Regions from separate parts of the Homo sapiens genome. Here all the other regions are linked to region 2. The links are chromatin contacts, found by Hi-C or POLR2A ChIA-PET in ENCODE. All regions are on one chromosome and are shown on one strand. The core of a region is the stretch at or near the end of the contact, and the rest is flanking DNA. Distances in the headings are between cores, read along the strand shown.

Region 1 (3,495 bases), core at 700-3,199, 920 kb before region 2:
TCTTGTTACGCAATGGCACGACCTCGGCTCACTGCAACCTCCGCCTCCCGGGTTCAAGCGATTCTCCTGCCTCAGCCTTTCGAGTAGCTGTGATCACAGGCACCCGCCACCACGGCCGGCTAATTTTTTGTATTTTTAGTAGAGATGGGGTTTCACCACGTTGGCCAGGCTGGTCTCAAACTCCTGATGTCAGGTGATCCACCCACCTAAGCCTCCCAAAGTGCTGGGATTACAGGCATGAGCCACCACACCCAACCAACCATTTCTTGAATATGGCATTAGCTTTGTTTCCTCTTGGTCTTATAAGCATCTGTCATTCTTCAACCCCAGCTTTCCTGCTGACCCCTCTTTAAATCCTTTCCTGACCCTCCCAGGAGTTTTTGCTTCCTCATCTTTGCTTTCATGCAACTTTGTCGATATCACTGATGTATTCCTTATCCTTATCAGATTATAATTGTCATGTGGATGTCTATCTCCCATCAGAAGTTCCTGTGCTGTTGGCTGGGCATGGTGGCTCACACCTGTAATTCTAGCACTCTGGGAGGCAGAGGCAGGCAGATCACTTGAGGCCAGGAGTTCGAAACCAGCCTGGCCAACAAGGCAAAACCCCATCTCTACCAAAGACATCAAAATTAGTTGGGCGTGGTGGTGGGTGCCTGTAATCCCAGCTACTTGGGAGGCTGAGGCAGAAGAATCGCTTGAACCTGGGAGGTGGAGGTTGCAGTGAGCCAAGATCGTGCCACTGCATTCCAGCCTGGGCGACAGAGTGAGACCCTGTCTCAAAAAAAGAAAAAAGTTCCTGTGCTGTTAAGGGCAAGGACTGTGTTTCACTCATCTTTATGTCTTTAGTTCATTATACAGTGCTTGGCACATAGTAAAGTATGTTGTGTTGAATGAGTTCATGCCTTGGAGAGCCTAGAAATGGGGAAATGAGTTGGATAAAGGTTATGTGTATGCTTGAAGTTTTCTCAGCAACATTTTTTTTTTTTTTTTTTTTGAGACCGAGTCTCGCTCTTGTCGCCCAGGCTGGAGTGTCATGGCGCGATCTCAGCTCACTGCAACCTCTGCCTCCTGGGTTCAAGCGATTCTCCTGTCTCAGCCTCCCAGGTAGCTGGGATTACAGGCGCCCACCCTCAAGCTCGGATAATTTTTATATTTTCAGTAGAGACGGAGTTTCACTATGTTGGTTGGCCAGGCTGGTCTCAAACTCCTGACCTCAGGTGATCCACCCGCCTCAGCCTCGCAAAGTGCTGGGATTACAGGCATGAGCCACTGCGCCCGGCCCTCAGCAACTTTTATAAGAGATGTTGCAAATTGAGAAGAAAGCAAAGAGAAGACAGATCTCTCTCTCTCTAGCAAAAGGACGGATCTCTTAAGAGACCAAAAATCTGTGCCTTCCCAGGAAGTAAGCATTTATATTTTCAGCTATCTAAGTTTGATGGACAGATTCCAGACACTTCAGGGGAGGTGCTTCAGCAGCCTCACATTTTGTTCAATTTCATAACCAAACTTGACAGTCAAGGTGGTTCCTGTCCCTAGGGAGCAGAAGCCTGCAAAGAGGAGGACTGGCATCAGCAAGGCAGCTGAAATGCATCTGTGCTCATCTGTGAATCTTCAAAAGACAGTGGGGGAGGGGACAAAAGGGAATAAAGAGGAAAGGCAAAGAAAAAGTAGAGCCCTCTGACTAAGCTTCCAGGGATAATGTGTTCGTGGCTTATGCTTACAACTTTTTGTGGGTTTCTTCTTTGCCTTAGGTATGGCACTAGGTGCCCCAGAAGTGTGCAACCAGGTCACCTCATCCCAGTCTGTCCGGGGGCTTCTCCCTTGTACTGCCCAGCAGCAACAGCAGCAGCAGCAGCAGCAACTTCCTGCTCTCCCACCCACGCCTCAGCAACAGCCACCCTTGAATAATCACATGATCTCACAGGTGAGTCACCACTCAGTGTCAGAGTCCTCTCCACTCTGATTCAAGCAAACTTTAGATGTACCGTCATGTCTCTTGTGCTGTGGGTGGCAGGAAGGATCAGTTTTTGGAGACATGCCACTCTCTCCCCCATTTCTCATTTGTTAGTTGTAGGGAAAGAAGAACCTTGAGCAAAGGTTTTGCCAAATAACTACTGAGTCAGCTTGGGGGTTTTTTGCTTTATATTTCTTCCTCTGCTTCCTGAACATTGTCAGTAGAATCTTTTATTTCATACCACATTTCTACTGTACCCCATCTCCCTCTATGTCCATGTGTAATTAACAAGGCATTTTTTTCCATTACATCTATATATTGGAACTTGAAAAGATTATAACTTCCACCATCATCTGACCAACTATGTGGACCCATAAACACCTATTTATGTGTTGGGGTTTGCGGAAAAAAGAAATAACACTCAAGACCCCTTCCATACATATGCCACGAAACACAAAGACTCCAAATGTGTCTTTGTTTTCCATGACTCAAAAGGGCTGTATCCTTCTCCTTCTGTTGCTGGACTGGTAAATGTTGGTACCAACTAGAGTTTAAGTGAAGTTTTGCATCTGTGGAGACCAGGAAGGTCATTAGCCTAAGAATCAGTCCTGTTCTAAACCAGAACTTCAGTATTCTGTTTTATTTCTTTCTTTTAATTTTTAAAAAATGTATTGTTATTATTATTATTTTGAGATAGGGTCTTGCTTATGTTGCCTAGGCTGGTCTCAAACTTGTGGGCTCAAGTGATCCTCCCTCCTTGGCCTCCTAAAGTGCTGAGATTACAGGCATGAGCCACCATGCCTGGCCATTGTCATTAAGGTGACTATGTTTAAAAGTCACCTTAAGGCCAGGCATGGTTGCTCAAGCCTGTAATCCCAGCACTTTGGGAGGCTGAGGCGGGTGAATCACCTGAGGTCAGGAGTTCAAGACCAGCCTGCCCAACATGGTGAAACCCGGTCCCTACTAAAAATACAAAAATTAGCCACGTATGGTGGCGGGTGCCTGTAATCCCAGCTACTAGGGAGGCTGAGGCAGGAGAATCGCTTGAACCCATGAGGCGGAGGTTGCGGCGAGCCGAGATCGCGCCACTGCTCTCTAGCCTGGGCGACAGAGTAAGACCCTGTCTCAAAAAAAAAAAAAAAAAAAAAAGTCACCTTAATACTCCGAGCAGAGCTGTGCTGAGATCTTCACTTACTCCCTTCTCACACGAATAGAGCTCTTTTTGAGGAGAGCCCCATACTTTATCCTGAAGTATTCTCTGGTAGCTGGAAAGCCCATGTGTCTGCAGTCTTTTCTGCTGTAGTTTACATTCTCATGTTACCTCCCAGGCTCCCTCATCCCTCTGCTTATTAGTCCAGCTTGGCCTTAGATATATTTCTTCCCTAGGTGTAAGAAGCAAGTCCCAAACACTAATACCCCATGAACTAGAAACTAGAGTGCAAAGACCCCAGAATGGCCCAGTATTGCCCTATCTCAAATATTGTGAAATGAAGCTGAAACAAAGAACAGTGAAGATCTAGGAAATCCTACTTTGTGTC
Region 2 (3,496 bases), core at 40-2,539:
CCGGAGACCACCAAGGAGGGTTTGAGGGCCATCTCAGATGTGAGTGACTTGGAAGAAACAACTACTCTGGCTTCTTTCATATCAGAAGTAGTAAGTTCAGCTCCCTACTGGGGGTGGGCCATAATCAAGAGCTATGACTTAGATCCTGGGGCTGGGAGTCTTGAGATATAAAAGAATGTGGTAACCACAGAATTAATAACTGTACTACCCTGACAAGCTATATACATGTCTTCAAAATTTTAATCTGATTTATCCAGGAGGAAGGCTGTACAGTAAAACGTAAGAACGTAAATGTTTGGGTGTTGAAGTCACAGGGTTTGGTTTCGAATCTAGGCTCCACTTGTTAGAGCCTCGGTGATCACTGAATAGTAACTTCTTTCTTGAACTAAGATCAGTTTTGAAGTTTCTAAAGGAGATAGAATGATTTTAACCTCAATGAGTTGCCCTGTAAATTTAAAATGATACAATGAATCTAAAATGCTTATCACAGTACTTTCAATAAATAGCTATTAGCCAGGTGCGGTGGCTCACGCCTGTAATCCCAGCACTGTGAGAGGCTGAGGCGGGATGATCACCTGAGGTCAGGAGTTCAAGATCAGCCTGGGCAACATGGCGAAACCCCGTCTCTACAATAAATACAAAAAATTATCCTGGCGGAGTTATGCACGCTTGTAGTCCCAACTACCTGGGAGGCTGAGGCGGGAGAATCACCTGAGCCTGGGAGGTCGAGGCTGCAGCGAGCCGAGATCGCGCCGCTGCATTCCAGCCTGGGTGACAGAGCGAGACCATGTCTCAAAAAATAAAAATAAAAAAAAATTGTTTTCATTACCTCAGCCCTCCTCTTCCTATCCCAAGGCGTCGAAATTCCGGTCCCACCCCTTCCCATGGAGCCCTTGGCGTCTCCAGGCTCCTCAAGCTAGTTTCGGTTCCGGGGCTCACGCGCGGGTTCTCGAAAATCAGCTGTTTCAGTCTTGGGCTAGTCCACTAATTGGACTCCTCCCCTCGTAGAAAGTGCCTACTTGAACTTCTCCACCAATCGCTGAAGCTGCAGGTGTGGTTTCGGCTCAGCTTGTCCCGCCCTGCGGAGGGGCGGAGTTGCGGCGGCGCCAGTGAGCTCGCAGTCTGGGAAGGGCTTGACTGAATGGCAGCCAGTGTCGGGGTGGCGGCTGGGAATGGGGGCCGCTCCGGACTTCCGCTGCCAACTACAAGGGGGCGGGTCCGAGGGGGGTTAGCCGAAGTTGTAGGCGGGGCGCGAGGTTCTAGTACCCGAGCTCATACTAGGGACGGGAAGTCGCGACCAGAGCCATTGGAGGGCGCGGGGACTGCAACCCTAATCAGGTACGGGCCCTGAGAGGGTGTGCTGGGGTAGGGGTGGGGGTGAGAGTGAGAGTTCCTCCGAGGGAAGGGCGACTGGCCCCAGGGGTTACCCCCTGGAGAGGGTAGCTTCGGTCCCCAGATTGAAATAGGAGCTGTCGCCTGCTCGGTCCTCGATCTTCTTCTGTCCAGCCTATCTCCCTAACCCTAATGCCCCTCTCCCAAAACTGCCCTGCAGCTTCCGAGACCCGGAATCTGGCATTGTTATGTTGGTTCGGTATCTGACGTTTTTCCCTCTGCTCTGCATTATTTTTTATCTTCACCAAAAAACGATGTTCAAAGATAGATAAATCTAAAAACAAAGATAGATAAATCTATTATCCTTGTTTTGTTAAAAAGTATAAGCTACTGAAAGATGAAACGATTGCCTAAGGTCACACACAAAATTCAGTTCATTTCAGAAAAGCTTCTTGAGTGCAAAATATGTGCCTAAGAATGAGAGATAATGAGAAAAAATTGTTTCAGCCCTTAACCTCAGTGTTTGCAATCCATTTGGGGAGACCAGGTTTTTTGTTTTGTTTTCATATTTGAATCTTTGCTGACTTGCTCCTTTAATATCAGACACTTAAATCCTCAAGAATTGGGACCTCATCATTAATTTTTTTTTGGAGATGGAATCTCACTATGTTGCTCAAGCTTGGTCTCAAACTCCTGGGCTCAAGCCATCCTCTCGTCTTGTGGGCCTCACAAAGTGCTGGGATTACAGGCATGAGCCATCATGCCTGGCCACCTGATCATTTTTTTAACTTTTTTTTGGTATCATAAAAGCAATACAGATACATAGTTTTAAAAATCAAGCACTACTAAAAGAGTTAAAATGAAAATAGCCCCTGCCCAATCCCTCCCTTCCCTTGTTCCTGCTGGAGGTAGAAAGGCAGCTGATGTTATTCATGTTAGTAGAAGACTCTCCCACCCCAAGCATTTCTCTTTATTTTGTAATAAAATCATGTGACCTTTTTAGACCACAAATATGCATGAATTCTGTTCTGTTAGGCTCAGGCTGCAACAAGCATAAGTTTCAGTTTCCTAAATAGACACCAGCTGGCAGTGAGCAGGGAACAGTGGGGAGAAAGATGCATGGGACAGCCTGCTTGGTGACAGGCAAAAACCAATTTGTTGTTCTTTTGAGACAGAGTCTTGCTTTGTCACCCAGGCTGGAGTGTAGTGATGTGATCTCTGCTTACTGCAACCCCTGCCTCCTGGGTACAAGCCATTCTCCTGCCTCAGCCTCTTGAGTAGCTGGGATTACAGGCAACAATTTTAAGTGAAGTTTCAGGATCTCACAAAGTTGATAACCTATAATCATATTCAAGATTCACAGGTCATAAACGTGTCATATTCTTGGGATTGAGCCACCCATTGCACAGCATTTAGATGTCTTCTAGAATGGAGCTCCTCCTTCCTATATGGAGGGCAGTTTATATGGTGTACTTACCTGACCACCAAAAAGATTTGGCTCCTAAAAAAGCTTCAGGTGGCCGGGCATGGTGGTTCACCCCTGTAATCCCAGCACTTTGGGAGGCCAAGGTGGGCAGATCACCTGAGGTCAGAAGTTCCAGACCAGCCTGGACAATATGGTGAAACCCCATCTCTACTAAAAATACAAAAATTAGCTGGGCATGGTAGTGGGCGCCTGTAATCCCAGCTAGTCGGGAGGCTGAGGCAGGAGAATCCCTTCAACTCGGGAGGCAGAGTTTGCAGTGAGCCGAGATCGTGTCACTGCACTCCAGCCTGGGTGACAGAGCAAGACTCCATCTCAAAAAAAGAAAAAAAAAAAAAGAAAAAAAAAAGCTTCAGAGCCAGCAGGGATCATGCTGTAATAAATACTTAACATCAACACTGATCTTTAAATGCTTTAGCACAATCAAATATAAATAACAAACACACACATAAATGCAAAATAAATGAATTAGGGAGATAGATGAAATAAGATTGTGGAAATAGTAATGTTTGTTAAAGCTGGATGGTGATCCTTGTACTATTCACTCTACTCTAGTGTGTATTTGAAAATTACCATTAGGCTGGTTATGGTGGCTCATGCCTGTTAATCCCGGCATTTTGGAAGGCTGAGGCAGGCGGATTACTTGAGCTCAGGAGTTTGAGATCTGCCTGGGCAACATGG
Region 3 (3,549 bases), core at 680-3,179, 650 kb before region 2:
AATTATCTATCTATAGGGCTTAAAACTGGGGACACTTTTGCAGAGTCTAGGGGCTTTCTCTGGGTCATGAAAGCTACAAGAGTTGGTTCTGCTCAGACTTGGTGGGAGTTAGGCTTATAGGCTGAGATGAGACAATTGCTTTGCAAGTAGGAACATTAAGTGCAGAAAGATTGCTCTCTAGTGGGACTGACAAAAATTGCAGTACTGGGGACTCCAGAAAAAAATGAAGACAAATGTTAAGTTAGATTCCTGTGTTTGTACTTGAAGAATGTGTGAAGGGATCCTGACCCTCCCTTTCCTGTTGTAAAACAGTTGATGCCTAAAGAGATCTGGTCCACAAGACCTTGACTAAATTCCTGGCCCTTTCTTCTCCATTTAACTTTGTATATGTTTGTTATTGTGACTATATGGTGATTTACTTTAAAAAGACTTCAGTATAAGTGGTATATACTTTCACCTGCGTCTTTTGGATGATTTGTTTTCATGTGAAGTTTATTGGGGTCAACCCTCCAGAGATGGCTGGGGCAGTTGGTTAGAAAGACTGTATAGGCCCAGGCCCTTGCAAGCCCAGCAGCCCTCTGTCTCCAGAGTCATGCTGGAGGTCTGGACCTGCTGGCTGTGTGATATTCCACTTTAGGGAGACTCAGTCACCTTGCACAACTGTGAGAGCTGGGCCTGCCACTGAAACATTGTGTCAACCTCTAAGTGACCCTTTCACTAGATGGTAAAGTGAGATGCCTCATCCCCAAACTATAAGAACAGTTCTATGGCTGTTTTTGTATCTCCTGGCTAACAAATGTTACATGTTTGGCAGCATTTGGTATAGTGCTTGCTTTCAGTATAGTCTGCCACCAGTTAATGAGGTTGTGGAAAGGAGGACACACAATCTCCCAAATTCATCAAGAGAATGGACAATTGCTGAATGGCCAAACTGGCTTAGATCTGTTGGCAACATTCAGTGTGTCCCTTCCTTTCCACTTATCCATCAAGGAATTACTGAATCCTACCATGCGCCTGTCCTGGGAGTTTGTCCTTGGCTGCAAGCTATTTTCAGGCAGTGACTGGGATGGGATGGGAGAGAGGATGAAACTGAAGGGTCTTGGAGCCTAAGAGCTTCCTCTGTACTGAGGGAGGGAGGGCGACATGACGAAGACTTCTAATGTCTTTGGTGGTGGTGGGTGGGGCAGGCAGTGTAGGTGGTTTTCGTTTGATGACAATTCTTGGGCAGAAGCATTTGAAAAGATGATTTGGGAGAAGGGTGGGGAGGAAGAGTGATCGAGTTCTACACAGAGTTGGGGAGGGCAGGCTTCAGGAAGCAGGCCTGGGGTGCCAAAGTACAGTGAGATCCGGTGACTTTCTTCATTTGGCCACCTAGATGGAAGGAGGGACAGCAGTGGATTATCAGAAGGGTCCAGTAGTAGCGGTCTAGCCCTCAAGTGCTCCTTCATTCATTCAAGCAGGCTTAATGTATTAAGCACTTATTGTGCCAGGAAGTGTGGTAAGGGTCAGTGTGGACCTGCGGCCGTGTGCAAAGCCACAGATCCCTGCCTTCAGGAAGCCCACAGCCTAGTGGAGGAGATATATAGTAATCAAACAATCTTACAACATTTTGTAAAATGCCCATAGTAGATGTTCTGAGGAGAAGCTTTTGGAACTGTGAGCGTAGAACAGGGGAGGTGAAGAGAGTTTGGATAGGGTTTTTCACTCTTCAGGCACCAAGTCCCGCGCACAGTGGATGGGCGCTTAGAAAAAGCCAGCCTGGGGACTTGGAAGCCCCTGCACCCCTCGCGCAGGTCCTGGACCCGGCCCCGCCGTGGGGGGGCGCTGCCTCCTCCCGGGCGGCGGGGGGCGCTGCGGCCGGGCGGCGGGGGGCGCTGCCTCCTCCGGGACGGCGGGGGGCGCTGCGGGCCGGGCGGCGGGGGCGGCCCGGGCCGTCGCGGCGAGCCGCGCGGCGGATGGAGAGTCTGGCCGCGGCCGGCGGCGCCGCCTCCTCGTCGGGCCGGGCACGGCGGGCCGGGGCCTTTGTGTGAAGCGGCGGCGGCGATGGTGCTCGGGGCGCCGCAGAGCCGGGTAAGCGCGGCCAGGCCGAGGGCTGCCCCTGGCCGAAGCCCGACCTTCGGCCCGGCATTTATCTCGCTCTTGCTGGGGTCCCTCTTGCCCGCTCCCTTCGGCCGGACCCATCCTCCCCGCCCGCGCGCCGACCCCGGCCGGCCCCGCCGCCCCTCGCTTGGCCCCTTATTCAGCCCCATGCCCCCAACAGGCTCACCCGGGTGAGCCCCGCGCTGTTTGTGGAGGGACTGAGGCGCTCGTTGCCTCCAGAGGGAGCGCCCCAGCCGATGCAGCGCCCTTCCCTCCCAGATGCGACTCCGGAGGGGAGACCGCGGCGCCCGGGGATTGTTGGGGTGTCCTTGGAAGTTCCCAGCTTCCCCCTCTCCCACCCTCTCCTCTGGCTGCCCAGTGCTCCGACCCGCCCATCGTTCAGGGGTGGCCACCAGGGCCCGGGAGATGCTTGGCCGGTACCCCACAATACTTAGACGCTTCCTGGGCCCCAGAAAAAGTTGGGAGTTGTTAGAATCTGGAGAGATGGAGAAAGGGGCTGTGTTGGGCAGAGTTGTGAGACTGAACAGGGATGCAAGTAGCTCTTCTTCCTTAGTCGTGCAGGAGTCAGAAAGGGCAGAAAGTGGTAGTGAACAAGCCTCTAGGAGTCTTACCTGTATAATTAGAAGTCTTTCTTGCGGCATCAAGTAAATCTGTTAGTGCAGGGACAACAAAATATAAACCCCGAAAAGGGTGGCGAAAAAGAATACAACATATTAAAGTAATATTAAATACTACCACAGTTGTGTTCTACTTTTCTTACTGTGCATTCTGAGTGTTTTAACTTCACAGAATACAGGGACTGTGATAAAGCAATATCTGGAGGGGCTCTGGGTTATCGAAAGGCCAGAGAGCGGGTATGTAGTATAGGCAGAGAGAGATGGGGATTCAAGAACGTGAGATTTATTTGGAGATTATTGAGAGGTTGAAGACACAGCAATGACAAAGCTAAAAAACGGAACCACCTTATATGTTCCTCAGTAGCTAGTGGAGCTTTGATAGTTGTGTTCAAGCATGTGCATGGTATTTGGCATCATGAGGGAAAAGAATATGCTCAATGAATTAGGAAAGCTTGTATTTGGGAGGAAATTAATAGGAGAAAAATTTGATCCAGTGGCTCTGGTAATGAAGTATAAGATTGTGTCCAAGGGAATGCCTCTGGTTCGTCTCTAGGCACCAGCTTAAAACCAAGCTATCAGATTGTCATCAGTCGTTTTGGTTTTTGTCATAACTCTTTGAGTATATACAGGGGGAGATGTCATTGCCTTGTCATAATGGAGGAACTCTCCATGCCAGTTTACTCCTGATCCCTACCTGGGGCTTGGAAGCATTCAGAGTGATGGTATTTTCTCCTGCATAGCCCCTCTTTTGCACGGATGTGTTTGGCCATCCATCTTTTTCTCTTGCTATCCACAGATTAACTGTGCTGATAAGGAGGTAATTTCATAGGAG

Evidence for each region. Hi-C counts contacts between places; a loop is a spot of excess contacts on that map. ChIA-PET counts read pairs that join two places held with the same protein, here RNA polymerase II (POLR2A). Pooled maps may share reads with other maps.
Region 1: a pooled map shows a loop between it and region 2 (5-fold over the local background). The contact joins the enhancer-like site here to the promoter of STAT2 in region 2. A Hi-C loop is called at or near these places in 2 of 50 pooled maps. POLR2A ChIA-PET finds 5 or more read pairs at or near these places in 3 of 52 experiments (HEK293, WTC11 and activated CD4-positive, alpha-beta T cell).
Region 3: a loop to region 2 is called in a pooled map, with 3 times the contacts of the local background. The contact joins the promoter of ZBTB39 here to the promoter of STAT2 in region 2. A Hi-C loop is called at or near these places in 1 of 50 pooled maps. POLR2A ChIA-PET finds 5 or more read pairs at or near these places in 2 of 52 experiments (CD8-positive, alpha-beta memory T cell and HepG2).

Annotation. Positions count from the first base shown.
Region 1 is chr12:57,278,790-57,282,284 of GRCh38, reverse strand. It overlaps R3HDM2 (R3H domain containing 2), which reads left to right. Exons shown (of 24, transcript NM_001394031.1): 14 at 1,755-1,927. Among named protein-coding and RNA genes, the nearest start is that of STAC3, 29 kb to the right of the region's middle. RefSeq lists an enhancer at 1,306-2,505. Within about 2 kb of position 1,949, at least 19 of the 41 ENCODE cell types and tissues checked have a DNase peak (open chromatin) inside an H3K27ac peak, as active enhancers do.
Region 2 is chr12:56,357,900-56,361,395 of GRCh38, reverse strand. STAT2 (signal transducer and activator of transcription 2) reads left to right here and starts at 1,289. Exons shown (of 24, transcript NM_005419.4): 1 at 1,289-1,338. It overlaps APOF (apolipoprotein F), which reads left to right. Exons shown (of 2, transcript NM_001638.4): 2 at 1-828. The coding sequence ends at 171. RefSeq lists enhancers at 807-896, 967-1,146, 2,222-2,391, 2,223-2,422.
Region 3 is chr12:57,004,926-57,008,474 of GRCh38, reverse strand. It overlaps ZBTB39 (zinc finger and BTB domain containing 39), which reads left to right and starts at 1,929. Exons shown (of 2, transcript NM_014830.3): 1 at 1,929-2,070; 2 at 3,514-3,549. RefSeq lists silencers at 1,731-2,090, 2,111-2,260.